Regions from separate parts of the Homo sapiens genome. Here region 1 is linked to region 2. Evidence: chromatin contacts called from ENCODE Hi-C or POLR2A ChIA-PET data. All regions are on one chromosome and are shown on one strand. The core of a region is the stretch at or near the end of the contact, and the rest is flanking DNA. Distances in the headings are between cores, read along the strand shown.

Region 1 (6,001 bases), core at 1,349-3,848, 70 kb before region 2:
CCCTATGTTGCCCAGGCTGGTCTCAAACTCCTGGGCTCAAGTGACCCACCTGCCTCGATCTCCCAAAGTGCTGGGATTACAGGCATGAGCCACCGTGCTCAGCCTGGAGAACCATTTTGAAGGCAATTTGGCAGTATCTATCCAAGTATAAAATGTGCATCTCATCCAACCCAGCAATCCCACCTCTAGGTATCTGTCAAAGAGACATATTGGTACATGTCCTTAAGGCAACATTTCTCAAGGATGTTAAATGCATCATTGTGAGTAATGGAAAAATAATACTAAGTAGCTGAAATGCCCATCAAGAGGGAATATTTAAGAAATTATTATACAACCATGCTTTGGCATGTTCTGCAGTAGTCAAAGAATGAGGCAGAGCTCCAAATACTAATATGGAAAGATCCCAGACACATTTCCAAGTGAAAAATAAGCTGCAAAACAGCACGCATAGTATTATATCATTTATGTTTAAAAACACATGTCACAAAAATATATATTTCTGTGTAAACACATGTATGTCTAAATAAACTCACAGTTCAGGAGAGACACAAGCCAAGCAACCCTGGGGAGTGGGGAAGGTGAGATGAGGAGGGGCTCATGCCTGGGTTTTGCTTATACTCTATGTGTCTGTACTATTCGGATGTTTGAATATTTTACAATAAGAATATATTCATATACAGTCATGTGTCACTTAATCACAGGGATATGCTCTGAGAAATGTATTTGCATTATTAGGTGATTTTGTTGTTGTGCAAACATCACACAGCACAGTTATATAAACCCAGGTGCTAGAGCCTACTACACACCTAGGCTCTATGGGATAGCCTCTTACTCCCAGGCTACAAACCTGCATGGCATGTTACTGTACTGAATACTGTAGGCAATTGTAGCACAATGGTAATTACTTGTGTACCTAAATATATCTAAACATAAAAAGGTACAGTAAAAATATGGTATTATAATTTTTTTTTTTTGGAGACTTAGTCTCACTCTGTCACCCAGGCTGGAGTGCAGTGGTACAATCTCAGCTCAGTGCTATCTCAGCTCATTACAATCTCCACCTCCCGGGTTCAAGCGATTCTTGTGCCTCGACCTCCCAACCAGCTGGGATTACAGGCGCAAAATAGATTTTTGTATTTTTTTTTAGTTGACACAGCGTTTCACCATGTTGGCCAGGCTGGTCTCAAACTCCTGACCTCAGGTGATCAGCCCACCTTGGCCTCCCAAAGTGCTGGGATTACAGGCTTGAGCCACCACACCTGGCCTGGTATTATAATCTTATGGGATCACCATTGTATATGCAGTCTATCATTTACCAAAACATTGTCATGCAGTGCATGACTGCAGTATATGATTGCATTAATGCATAGATTACTAGGTTATAAAATGCTATAGGGACAAGATCCTAACTTTCAAATGTCTAAGCAAAGGATATGTATTTATCTCTCTGTGTATCTGGAAAGAGAGAGAGGGAAAGGAAATATGACAAAATGTAACATTCGTTGGATCTAGGTGGAGTGATATGGCTGTTCATTGTACCATTCTTACAACTTTTCTGTATTTTTAAATTTTTTCATAACATAAAGTTGAAAATAAAAACATATCAAATACACATCACTGGACACACACATACTTTTCCTGTGCATGCAGATTTTTCCAGATGTGGGAGCAAAGCCTGTGACTTGCTCAGCTGCAATTATGGCCAAAAGGCATTGGCAGTCTCTCCTTGTCCGCTTCTTAGAGTAAGCATCACCTCGCTCCTGTGGCCAGTGTCTTTAGAAATCTGCAGAGGCCTCGCTGTATACTAAAGAAGGTGGACAGCCCCTCTGCAAAGCATGGTCTGGGCCCAGCCTGTTGGGGAACAGAGGCCTAGCTGGCCTTCTGCCCCTCTTCCTGCAGAGGCAGCAGAGCCCATGGCCCCCTTAGGGCACCTTTGCCATCGAACATGCCCCCCACGTGTGTTTGGACGCTCCCTGGTGACAGTGCATGGGGCTGCTGCACTCGGCATCCCTATGTGTTCATGTGCATCCCTATGCACATGCCCCCCATGTGTGTTTGGACTCTCCCTGGTGAGGATGCCACAGGGCTGCTACCCCTGGCCTCCCTATGAAGGGCCAGGTGACCCTTGGCAAGAAGAGAAGCTGCAGGCGCCTTCAGGGCCACACCAGGGGTCTCTGAAAGATTCCATTCACTGGAGCTGCTATTCACAGACCCCTCACTTGCTCCTCAGCCTGGTGTTTATTTTTGAGATAGTAGTTTGAGGAGAATGGGGAAAAATGAATTGCAAAAAAAGGAATTGGAATTTTAATGAGAACCATCTGGAGTGTTTTCCAAGGGTGTAATGTTTGGTACAAGAAAGTAATTCCTTAGCTCAAACAAGGAGAAGAGAAATGAAGGAAACTTATATTGTGCTTACTCACCGCTCCCCAACTCAAAAAACGACGCTGAGCAGAACCACCTAAACGCATGAATCACACGCGAATGAGGGTGTAGTGGGGGCTTTGGAGCAGGAGAACCCGAGATTCTGGCTCTGACTTGCCGCAGCAAGGAGAAATGCTTTTCCTCTGCCAAAGAGACTTTGAGGGATGCGTTGTGGTGGGCCTGGGGCCAGTGCCTGGAATTTGGGTAACCATGGAAACAGACCTGCGGGTGACAACAAACACAAGATGGAATTTCAGCATTAGCAGCCAGGGCAGAGGAATGGGAAAGTTCGGGGAAAGTTCTTTTTTTTTTTTTTTTTTTTTAAACCCTGGGGAATAGGGGAATGAGGGAATGAGGGGAGGTACAAGGAAAGTCTCCATGCTCTGAAAAAGCGCTCCCGCCCAGCACCCCAGTGGAGTCACAGGAAGCCAGATTCTCCAGAAGTCTCTATTTTCACTCTACCTATTTTCTTCTTGTATTTATAGCCCATCGCATTCCACCAAGGATTCCATAGGGATCTAAAAGCACTTCCCAAAGGGTCTCAGTACACAATTAAATCCCTGTCCTTGGGCCAGCAGGTGACAGGATGCAACATAATCACATATTGTAAAGACAGCCACTCTTCTGGTGCATCTCAGTTCATCCTCACGACAGCCCTGCGGCCCAGGAGGGCAGGTCCCCCCAACCTTACCTCTGGGGAAAAGGAAACTCAGAGAGCCAAGATCACCCTGAAAGTGAGGGGCCGGCTGCCCCAGCTGAAGCCCAGCCTCCTTGCACCATGCCATTATACCTATAATCTTTATTCTGGGAACATTTGAATAATTATGGTAGCCAACATTTATGAAGAAGAGGTGCAAAACCCTACATCAACCAGTGTGCAAAGGCCAACTATCTGTGTGGCTGCAGAAGTAGGCATGTGTTTCTGCTTCAAGGACATTTGATTGAATGGGAAAGGATTTATGCGATGGGAGAAAGAAATTTTTACAGAGTTATTAGGCATAAAAATTAAAGAAAAGAAACCATGGACTCTAGAATTTTCTTCTCTGAGGTTTTTGAAAGTGGAATAGCTGGCATCCATTTAGATGCCAGAACAAATCAGAGCCTGAGATTGAAAGAAGCATAAAAACATCCACTACAGAATCCTTCCTTTGCAGATGGGGAAACCAAGACAGAATTGGGACTGGAGGCTGGGCACAGTGGCTCACGCCTGCAATCCCAGCACTTTGGGAGGCCAAGGTAGGGTGATTGCTTGAGGCCAAGGGTTCGGGACCAGCCTGAGCAACACAGCAAGACCCTGCCTCTACTTTAAAAAAAGAAGAAGAAAATAAAATAAATTAGTAGGGTGTGGTGGCGTGTGCCTGTAGTCCCAGCTACCCAGAAGCTGAGGGAAAATGATTGTTTGAGCCCAGGAGTTCGAGGTTCATGCCACTGCACTCCAGCCCGGGTGACAGAGAACAAACTTGTCTCAAAAAGAAAAAAAGAAAGAAAGAAAGAAAAGAAAAAAGAAAAAATCTTGGGACCGGAACCTGCAGTCCTGGCTAGAGGCACGAGGTACTTTTCTTAACAGGATATCCCAGGAGGGAGCCCAGAAACAAGCCCATGGGTCTATGTCTTGGAGTCTGATTGGCAGGGTTAAAATAGGAGGCTGAAACAGCCATTTTAAAGAAGAGGATCGTTTTGTCTGGGATCAGACAAGGAAAAAAAATGCATAATGCACTGACATTCTTCAAAACTGAGATCTAGTTTCACTGTTATGACCATCGGTAGTTAAGAAGAAGCCTCTGTTCTAAACAGAGAGACTCAACAGTTAAGAATTTAGCAAAAAAGACAGTTTGAAATCAGCAAAGTTACATAACTTTGTTTCAAGAAATCCTCTCGAAACTTCATTAGCAAAAAATGCCCCTAAATAAGCCAACAGGAAATAAGAAGTGCAGGAATTTCTGGAAATGGGAGGGTGTGTTTTTGTTTTTAAAGGAAAAAAAAAGTTTTTAAGGAAGACGGAAGCCCTGACCCACATAAAGATAGGGTTTCAGTAAAACTAATTTGAGACCAAGAGGGAAAGTCTAAGACTCTCAGCAATGAAGTGAGTGCCCAGGCCCTGAGGGCTTTGTGTGTGCTGCTGAAAACAAACAGCAGCCCCCTAACACGGGCTCAATCAAGGGAGCCGATTTTACACCAAAGACAAAACTTCATTCACTGAAACACAGCAAATCTGCATGAAATTTTCCATAGCCCTATTGGAGTTTAACTGCAGAGAAATTTAAAAATTGTTTCACAGAAAACCAAATATCACATGTGCTCACTTATAAGCAGAAGCTAAATATTGGGTACACATGAACATAAAGATGAGAACAAGACACCAGGGACTGTAAAAGGAGGGAGGGAGAGATGGGGGCAAGGGCTGAAAAACTTCCTATTGGGTACCATGTTCACTGTCTGGTGTGATGGGATCAACAGAAGCTGAAACCTCAGCATCATGCAATATGCCCTTGTAACAAACCTGCACATGCACCTCCCAAATCTGAAATAAAAATGGACTTTTTATTTGTTTGTTTGTTTTTGAGACGGAGTCTCGCTCTGTCACCAGGCTGGAGTGCAGTGGCGTGATCTTGGCTCACTGCAAGCTCCACCTCCTGGGTTCAAGCGATTCTCCTGCCTCAGCCTCCCGAATAGCTGGGATTACAGTTACGCACCACTATGCCTGGCTAATTTTTGTATTTTTAGTAGAGATGGGGTTTCACCATGTTGACCAGGCTGGTTTCAAACTCTTGACCTTGTGATCCACCCGCTTCGGCCTCCCAAAGTGCTGGGATTATAGGCGTGGGCCATTGCACCTGGCCAAAAATTGACTTTTTAAAAAGAGAAATAAAAATAAAATTTGTTTCACCTTTTAGCATTCCAGAAATACTTGCTATTTATCCTGAAATAAAATTGATTTTCCCTAAAGCTCTGTTTTGTAACTTTTTATCTTGAAAACCTAAGGGGTAAGGGAAGGAGGAGAGTGTAATTCACTTTCTCAGTAAATGTTTTTGACAACTTACTAGATGCCAGGCCCTGAACAAAGTGCTGCCATCATTTCTGATTATTGCCCCTTGGGCTTAATACAATATCTGAGTTTTTAATTTTAAAATGCAACGTCTGCTGTGACCCTATAAGCCTCCCATGAAATGTTGAGTTTTCTACCTTCTAATACTGTTAAGCACTATGCAAGCCTAAAGAGGCCACTGCCCATTCCTAATGAGAATCTTCTGTCTATGATTCATGGATTAACCCCTATAAATGGCTTCATGTACATGCCCAAAATATGTGGATCCACAAGAGGTCAGAGAGTTTCATGTAAGTATGTATCTGCTCGTGAGAAAGTGTGTGTGGGAGGGAAGGAAGGAGTAGAAACTGTTTTCATTTAAAAAAGCCAGAGGGGCAAATAGAAAAGTATTCATAGACATCACTAAAGGAGTGAGTTTATAGGGCAGAAAGAGGAAAGGAAGCAATACATTTCCAAATCATAACCCCTTTAATCCTCGAAAAGTTGCTCCTTCAGGAGAAGCCATGGGCTGATCATTATACTGAGAGAAAGGTC
Region 2 (6,876 bases), core at 865-3,364:
AGGGCAGCAGGGGAGAGGGGCCATCCATGGGCATCCAGGGAGGTGAGACTCAGGCTGCACAGAGGTGCGGGGCAGCAGAAGCCCCAAACTCGGAGAGTGGGAAGTTACGCTGTTGGGCGGAGTCAGAGTAGGAGCACAGAGGTTCCCCTGAAGGAGGCCGGTGTCACCTGCAGCTTTCCCTAGTGCCCAAGCTGAGGTGAGGGTGTTCCCCACAAAAGCAAGCTATTCTTGGCAGGTAAAGACACACTCATACCTCACACAGCTACCCTGGCTGTGGGCATGGTAGCAAATTGACTGCTGGTTCTGCTAACCAGTTCAAACTCTGTCAGCAGAGCTTGTCACTTTGTAACCAGGCCTGGACCATATTATCTACTCCTTCTTCCATTCAACGGATATTTATTGTGCCAGCACTCTTGTAGTGTCTGGAAATCGTGGTCCCCGGAGCTAACATTCCAGCGAGGAGAACAGACCATATGCAAGACAAATAAGTGAACATACAGTGTCTCAGGTGTCGGTAAAGTGTGGTGGAGAAAAATAGAGTTGGGACAGGAGACAAAGAGACAGGAAGGGGTACGGACAGAGCTGGGAGGGACTGGGAAGGAAGTTGCACAGAAGTTCTAGTGTGACCCTGCTCTTCTTTTGTCTCCTATGATGGTCTTCCCCTAATCTTGTAGCCGACAACAAAGAATCAGGGTGCACTTTGTTGCTCCCCTGCGGTATCCAAGAGCCCAGAGATGAGCCAATACCACCCGAACTGAGCACTTTCCTCACCTCCCTTCCAAAAGCCAGTCCTGCTAATCCTACCTCCTAACCTTAGAAAGGTCCTATCCAGAAGTCTGTCATTATTCTACCTTCTGTATATTCAGGTCTGCTTCTCCACACATGATCACGCTTCAAAAATTCCCATGGCCCTGCCTCTTCTCCTGTGTTCCTCACCTATCATGCCCTCCTCCTACTCAAACACTTCACACTCAAAGGTGAAACTCTAACCCATCCATTTCCAGAATCCCTCCTTGCCCACATCAGCCCTGTGGACCTCTCTTCCTGATCTCTGATAGCACAGTATACCTGAGCCCCATGATTGAGGCAGTGGTCTCCTGACTGTTGATTTGGTGCCTCCAGCCATCCTGGTTGTGCCTCCTGTGTTTTTATCTCTTCTGTGTCCCTGAAATGCAAGTTCATCTGAGCAAACAAAAGGTACACCACAGATATAGCTCATTTCTCCCTTAAAAACAAGGCTTTGCTTTGTCTAAATGTTCTTCTCTCCATCTGAGAAATGAAAAAGGTTTGGAAAATTCCAGCATGGGAGTGTTCAGCCTTATTTGAGTTGTGCAAGTGGGAAAAAATGTGCTTTTCCCAAAATTAAAAAAATTTCCCCAGCCTTTCCTCTGAAAGCAATTCACAAACCTCTGAGACCAGTATGTAAGCTTGCCAGTTTCTTCACCTCTCTGAGGAATGAATTGTCCTCCCATTTGTATGTCATGGGCACGCATGCATTTGTGGGCAAAAGAGGAGAATGGAGTCAGAGTGGAAGTTAACCAATCTTGAAAATGAAGCATGTGACAAGTGGAAAAGGCAAGCTCTTTGATGCCCAAGTCCCCTGGCTTTCCAGTGTACAAAAGAACCCACTGCTCAACAGCAGTAACCCCTGACTGTTTCTATTCTTCCTCTGCATCTATCCCAGTGTTTCTTCTTTCTGATGAAGGCAGCTGCCATGTTGTGAGTTGCCCTGTGGAGAAGCCCATGTGTCAAGAAACTGAGGGTGGGCTGGGCATGATGGCTCATACCTATAATCCCAGCACTTTGGGAGGCTGTGGTGGGTTGATCACTTGAGGTCAGGAGTCCAAAACCAGCCTGGCCAACATGATAAAACCCTGTCTCTACAAAACAAAAAAAGACAAACAAAAAAAACACAAAAAAATTAGCTGGGAATGGTGGTGAGTGCCTGTAATCCCAGCTACTCGAGAGGCTGAGGCACGAGAATCACTTGAACCTGGGAGACGGAGGTTGCAGTGAGCCAAGATCACACTGTACTCCAGCCTGGGTGACAGAGCAAGAATCCATCTCAAAAAAAAAAAAAAAAGAAAAAAGAAAAAAGAAGAAAAGAAACAGAGGGTGGCTTCTGGCCATTCAGTGAGGTCCTGAGGCACTCGGTCCAACAGCCTGCAAGAAACTGAATCCTGTCAACAACCATGTGAGCTTGGAAGCAGATACTCCCACATTTGAGTCTCCAGATGAGACTGTGGCTGCAGCCAGTGCTTTGCTGGTAACTTGTGAGAGATGCTGAGCCACAGGACCTAGCTAAGTGGCATCCATATTTCAGATCCATGGTAACTGTAAGTTAGTAAACTTTGTTGTTTTAAGCCACTAAGGTTTGGGGTAATTTGTTATGAAGCAATAAATAACTCATATGCCAACTATGTGCCAGGCACTATTCTTGGCTCTGGGGACAGAGCAGAGGACAAAACATACAGCATCTTTGTGCTGACATAGCCGACATCTAATGAGGGAAGGCAGATGATAAATAAAGCATGTCGACCACTTTAGTGTCCCCCAGAATTCATGTATTGGAAACTTAGTCTCCAATACAACAGTACAGGGAGGTGGGGTTTAATGGGAGGTGTGTAGATCATGAGGGCTCCACCCTATGAGTGAATTATTGCTTGTAGGCTGGGAGCAGTGGCTCATGCCTGTAATCCCAGCACTTCGGGAGGCTGAGGCTGGCAGATCACGAAGTCAGGAGATAGAGACCATCCTGGCTAAGATGGTGAAACCCCATCTCTACTAAAAATACAAAAAATTAGCTGGGCGTGGTGGCACGTGCCTGTAGTCCCAGCTACTAGGGAGGCTGAGGCCGGAGAATTGCTTGAACCTGGGAGGCGGAGGTTGCAGTGAGCCGAGATCACGCCATTGTACTCCAGCCTGGGTGACAGAGTGAGACTTCGTCTCAAAAAAAAAAAAAAAAAAAAAGGCTCGCAGATGTGGATTCACTCTCTCTTGCCCTTCTACCTTCCACCATATGAAGACATAGTAAGAAGGCCCACACCAGAAGCCAGAGCCTTGATCTTGGACATCCCAGACGCCAGAACTGTGAGTAGTAAATTTCTGTTCTTTATAAATTACCTAGTCTAAGATATTCTGACATAGCAGCACAAATAGAGTAAGACAGTGACAGAGAAAAATAAAGCAGTGAAGGGAATTGGGGAATTGCCAGGGTTTAAGGGTGAGTGGTGAGGTGGGGGTGATAGTGGTTGTAGCTTTAAATAGGGTGAAGAGGAAAGACCTCTCTGAGAAGGTAGCATTGAGCAGAGACCTGCAAGTGAAGGAGTGAGCCATGAGCTATCTAGGGAACGAATGTTACAGACAGAAGAAACAGTCTAGAATGAGTTTTTGTTTTACTTAGCAAAACAAAATTCAGAGAAGGAAACTCTCTTGGCTCCTCTGTTTAGCCTGTAGAAAAAAAATAACTAAGCACTAGCAGCTCACCAAAAATGCATTTTAACTTCCCTCCTGCCCACAGAAAGAGTCAGAAGTCAGACAGAGATAAGCTGTGTTTCCGTTTTCTTTCTTTCCTACATCCTCAATATAGGCAGTTACACACCTTGGCAGGTGGGACCTCTGTGATTTTGAGGTGGTGAAAGAAGCAGTCTAATGCCTTCTTGTCCTACCATTTACCTTGGTGCGGTTTTCCTGCTTGAGTTGGAGTAGAGCATGTAGGGATCGGGGAGCTGGGGCCACAAGCTACAGGAATACCAGCTGGAGAAGACTTGCATGGCCCAGCTCACTCTGGGATCCTTGGGTCCACCCATTCACATTGGGCCAGACCCCAACAGGGGTCTAAGAAATCCAGCCAGGACCACTCTGGCTGCCCAGGGATGGTCAGAGCCAGGGACACTGATGACCACTCACTTCTATCCACACAGGCCTGAGGCTTATCTGAGGAATTCAAGGAGAGAGCAGTTTCCAAATGAGTTGCCCTTTGAAAAACGTAGACCTAAGAAAGTTATTCTATTGTGTAAGTGAGAAGGGAGAGTTTGGGTTGGCCCACTGATCCTCCTTCTCCACACCACTGTGCTCAGAGTGAGGCTGGACATTGAGATTCTGACACCACAGCTGCCTAGGGGAAAATCTGATTTGTGAGAGGAACAGCCAAGAGCAGCTCCCCTTCAGAAATTGGACCAGAGCCAGATTTGACTCTTTGGCCTAAGTCAGAATCAAATAGCTGCCTGTGACTTCTGCCAAACACTGGCTTGACTTGATGCCTCTCACACCCAAGAAAAAAGGGATGTGAACTTTCCATCCAGCTCAAGTCCTCCAGCTCTTCACAGTGTCCTACCTTGGAACCCAGGGTACTCTGCCTCTTTGCAAACAGCAGAGAAGTTTGCAATAAAGACCTTTCCCAGCCAACAAAAATGGGAAGCTTTTGTTACCATCTAGATATAGGAAACACTCACAGAGCAAAAGGAAAATGACCCCAAATGGAAGCACGGAGGTGTAGGAAGGAATAGAAAGCAATAAAAAGGGTCAATAGATGAGAAATTCCAAATGATTTACTCATTACAATATGTAAAAAACAGTAATAATATTTTGTGAGCTTTAAAATATATATAGAACTAGGCTGGGCGCTGTGGCTCACACCTGTTATCCCAGCACTTTGGGAGGCCAAGGCTGGCAGATCACTTGAGGTCCGGATTTCAAGGCCAGCCTGGCCAACATAGCGAAACGGCATCTCCACTAAAAATACAAAAATTAGCCAGGCATGGTGGCGCACTTGTAATCCCAGCTACTTGGGAGGCTGAGGCAGAAGAATCACTTGAACCTGGGAGGCAGAGGTTGCAGTAAGCCAAGATCATACCACTGCACTCCAGCCTGGGTAACAGAGAGCAAAACTCAGTCTCAAAATAAAATAAAATAAAATATATATGGAATTAAAATACATGACAAGAACAGAAAAGATGGGAGGGGAGTGAGTTACAGTGTTCTCAAGTCTTTACATTGCCCTGGAATTGCCAAAAGTATTAATTTACATTAGACTTTTTGTTGTTGTTGAGACAGGCTCTCTCTCTGTTGCCCTGGCTGGAGTGAAGTGGTGCAATCACGGCTCGCTGCAGCCTCCACGTCCAGAGCTCAGGCAATCCTCCCAATTAGCCTCCTGAGTAACTGGGACTATAGGCATACACCACCACACCCAGATCATTTTTTTATTTTTTGTAGAGACGAGGTCTCCCTGTATTGCCCAAGGTGGTCTCAAACTCCTGGGCTCAAGCAATCCTCCCTCTGTGGCCACTCAAAGTGCTGGGATTATAGGCTAAGACTTTAATAAGTCAAGGCTACATGTTGTAATCTCTAGAGTGACCATGGAAAAAAATAGGAAAACTATAACTAATAATCTAAGTGGGTTGGAATAATAAAAATACTTAATCCACAAGAAAGCAAGAAAGAAGAAAAACAAAATATGTAAAATCAATAAAAGACAAACGGTAAGATAGCGGATTTGAACGCTAGTATATTAATAATTCACTAAATATAAATGGGCTAAATGTCCCAATTAAAATCAAAGATTGTCAGACTGGATCCTTTTTAAAGGAAACTAACTCAGGACACCCTTTTGTCTGCTCCACTTAACCTTAGCCCTCTTACTGCTTGAAGGCTGACTTGATAGCTGGAAGTGCAGTGGTTATCTTACAACCATCAGGCTAAGTCTAGACGCGGTGGGCAAAGAAAGGAGGAACAGAAAGACAAAAAGAGCTGGGACACTAAAGATGCCGTGGAGCTGCCACACCAGTCCCAGTACCCACCTGCAGACTTCATGCATTATGGAAGAAAAATGAATCCCTTACTTAAGTTTAAGCCACTCTTAGTGTGGCATCCAATACTCATGGCCAAACATGATTCCTACTATACAAGGCTTAGGACATTACATCTGCAAAACCCACTGATTATTTGATACTAACTTTACCCCATTTAAATCCACTGGGTTGCATTCCACCTACAACTGATAGTAATCACAGTGTGACCACACTGCAAGAGATGAGACCACTGGACCAATCAGAACACAGAAGAGTTTAGCAGACTGGGACCAGCCGCACGCATATCCTGTGAGTGCCCACTTCTCAGACTCAGAGGGATATTGCTAGGGTACTTTATAAGCACCTTAAATGAGTTAGGGGGGAAAAGTGGCTTCCTGTAGGCAGCCACAAATCAAAAAGTTATATGGATCATCCCATGACAAAAACGTCCAAGAGTTAATTTCACTCCTTCAGCAAATTTTTATAGAGCACTTACTATGTGTCAAACATTGTTCTAGTCATCAAGGACACAGACACAAACAAAACAGGCAAAACTACCTGACTTTGTGCTGTTTACATTACAGTGGGGAAAACAAACAATAAAACAATAAATAAGTGAGATAAATAATATGTAGAATGGAAGTAAGTCAGTGGAGGAAAAAAAAATGTGGAAAAAAGGACAGGGACTAGAGTATGTTATAATTTAAATAAGGTGATCAGGGAAGGTTGTGCTAAAGGATGATGTTGATAAAAGACCCAAGGGAGTGAATAATAGACAAAGACAGGGACAGAAAGCTTCAATCTTCTCATCCCCAAAGCAAAAGGAGAGAATCCCAGATAACATGACTCATCCTCATGAACAGCTTTGGCAGAGGGTGCCGCTGGCTCAGAACTGCCCTTGAGTCTTAGTGAGGGAAACCTGGCACATGGGAGGTCCCACTGCAGTGGAGAGAGGTGAGAATTTAAAGAACTGCTCCATGAGAAGGTAATTATTGAGCATGTGCTGGACACCATTAGATATACAACAACCTTATCTATGAGCTAAGTTCTATTACAATGCTTATTTTGCACAAGCTGAGAGTGAGGC

Evidence for each region. A loop is a pair of places that touch in the nucleus more often than their neighbours do. ChIA-PET counts read pairs that join two places held with the same protein, here RNA polymerase II (POLR2A). Pooled maps may share reads with other maps.
Region 1: a map of ascending aorta shows a loop between it and region 2 (7-fold over the local background). The contact joins two enhancer-like sites. A Hi-C loop is called at or near these places in 25 of 168 maps with a recorded cell type or tissue (IMR-90, K562, PC-9 and 17 more) and 7 of 50 pooled maps. POLR2A ChIA-PET finds 5 or more read pairs at or near these places in 5 of 52 experiments (BJ, Panc1, WTC11 and 1 more).

What each region holds. Positions count from the first base shown.
Region 1 is chr3:134,460,893-134,466,893 of GRCh38, reverse strand. No RefSeq gene overlaps it. Among named protein-coding and RNA genes, the nearest start is that of ANAPC13, 22 kb to the left of the region's middle. RefSeq lists enhancers at 1,426-2,150, 3,602-4,328. Within about 2 kb of position 2,598, at least 18 of the 41 ENCODE cell types and tissues checked have a DNase peak (open chromatin) inside an H3K27ac peak, as active enhancers do; they include ascending aorta and left ventricle myocardium inferior, where a contact is called at or near this core.
Region 2 is chr3:134,389,854-134,396,729 of GRCh38, reverse strand. No RefSeq gene overlaps it. Among named protein-coding and RNA genes, the nearest start is that of AMOTL2, 19 kb to the right of the region's middle. Within about 2 kb of position 2,114, at least 3 of the 41 ENCODE cell types and tissues checked have a DNase peak (open chromatin) inside an H3K27ac peak, as active enhancers do; they include ascending aorta and left ventricle myocardium inferior, where a contact is called at or near this core.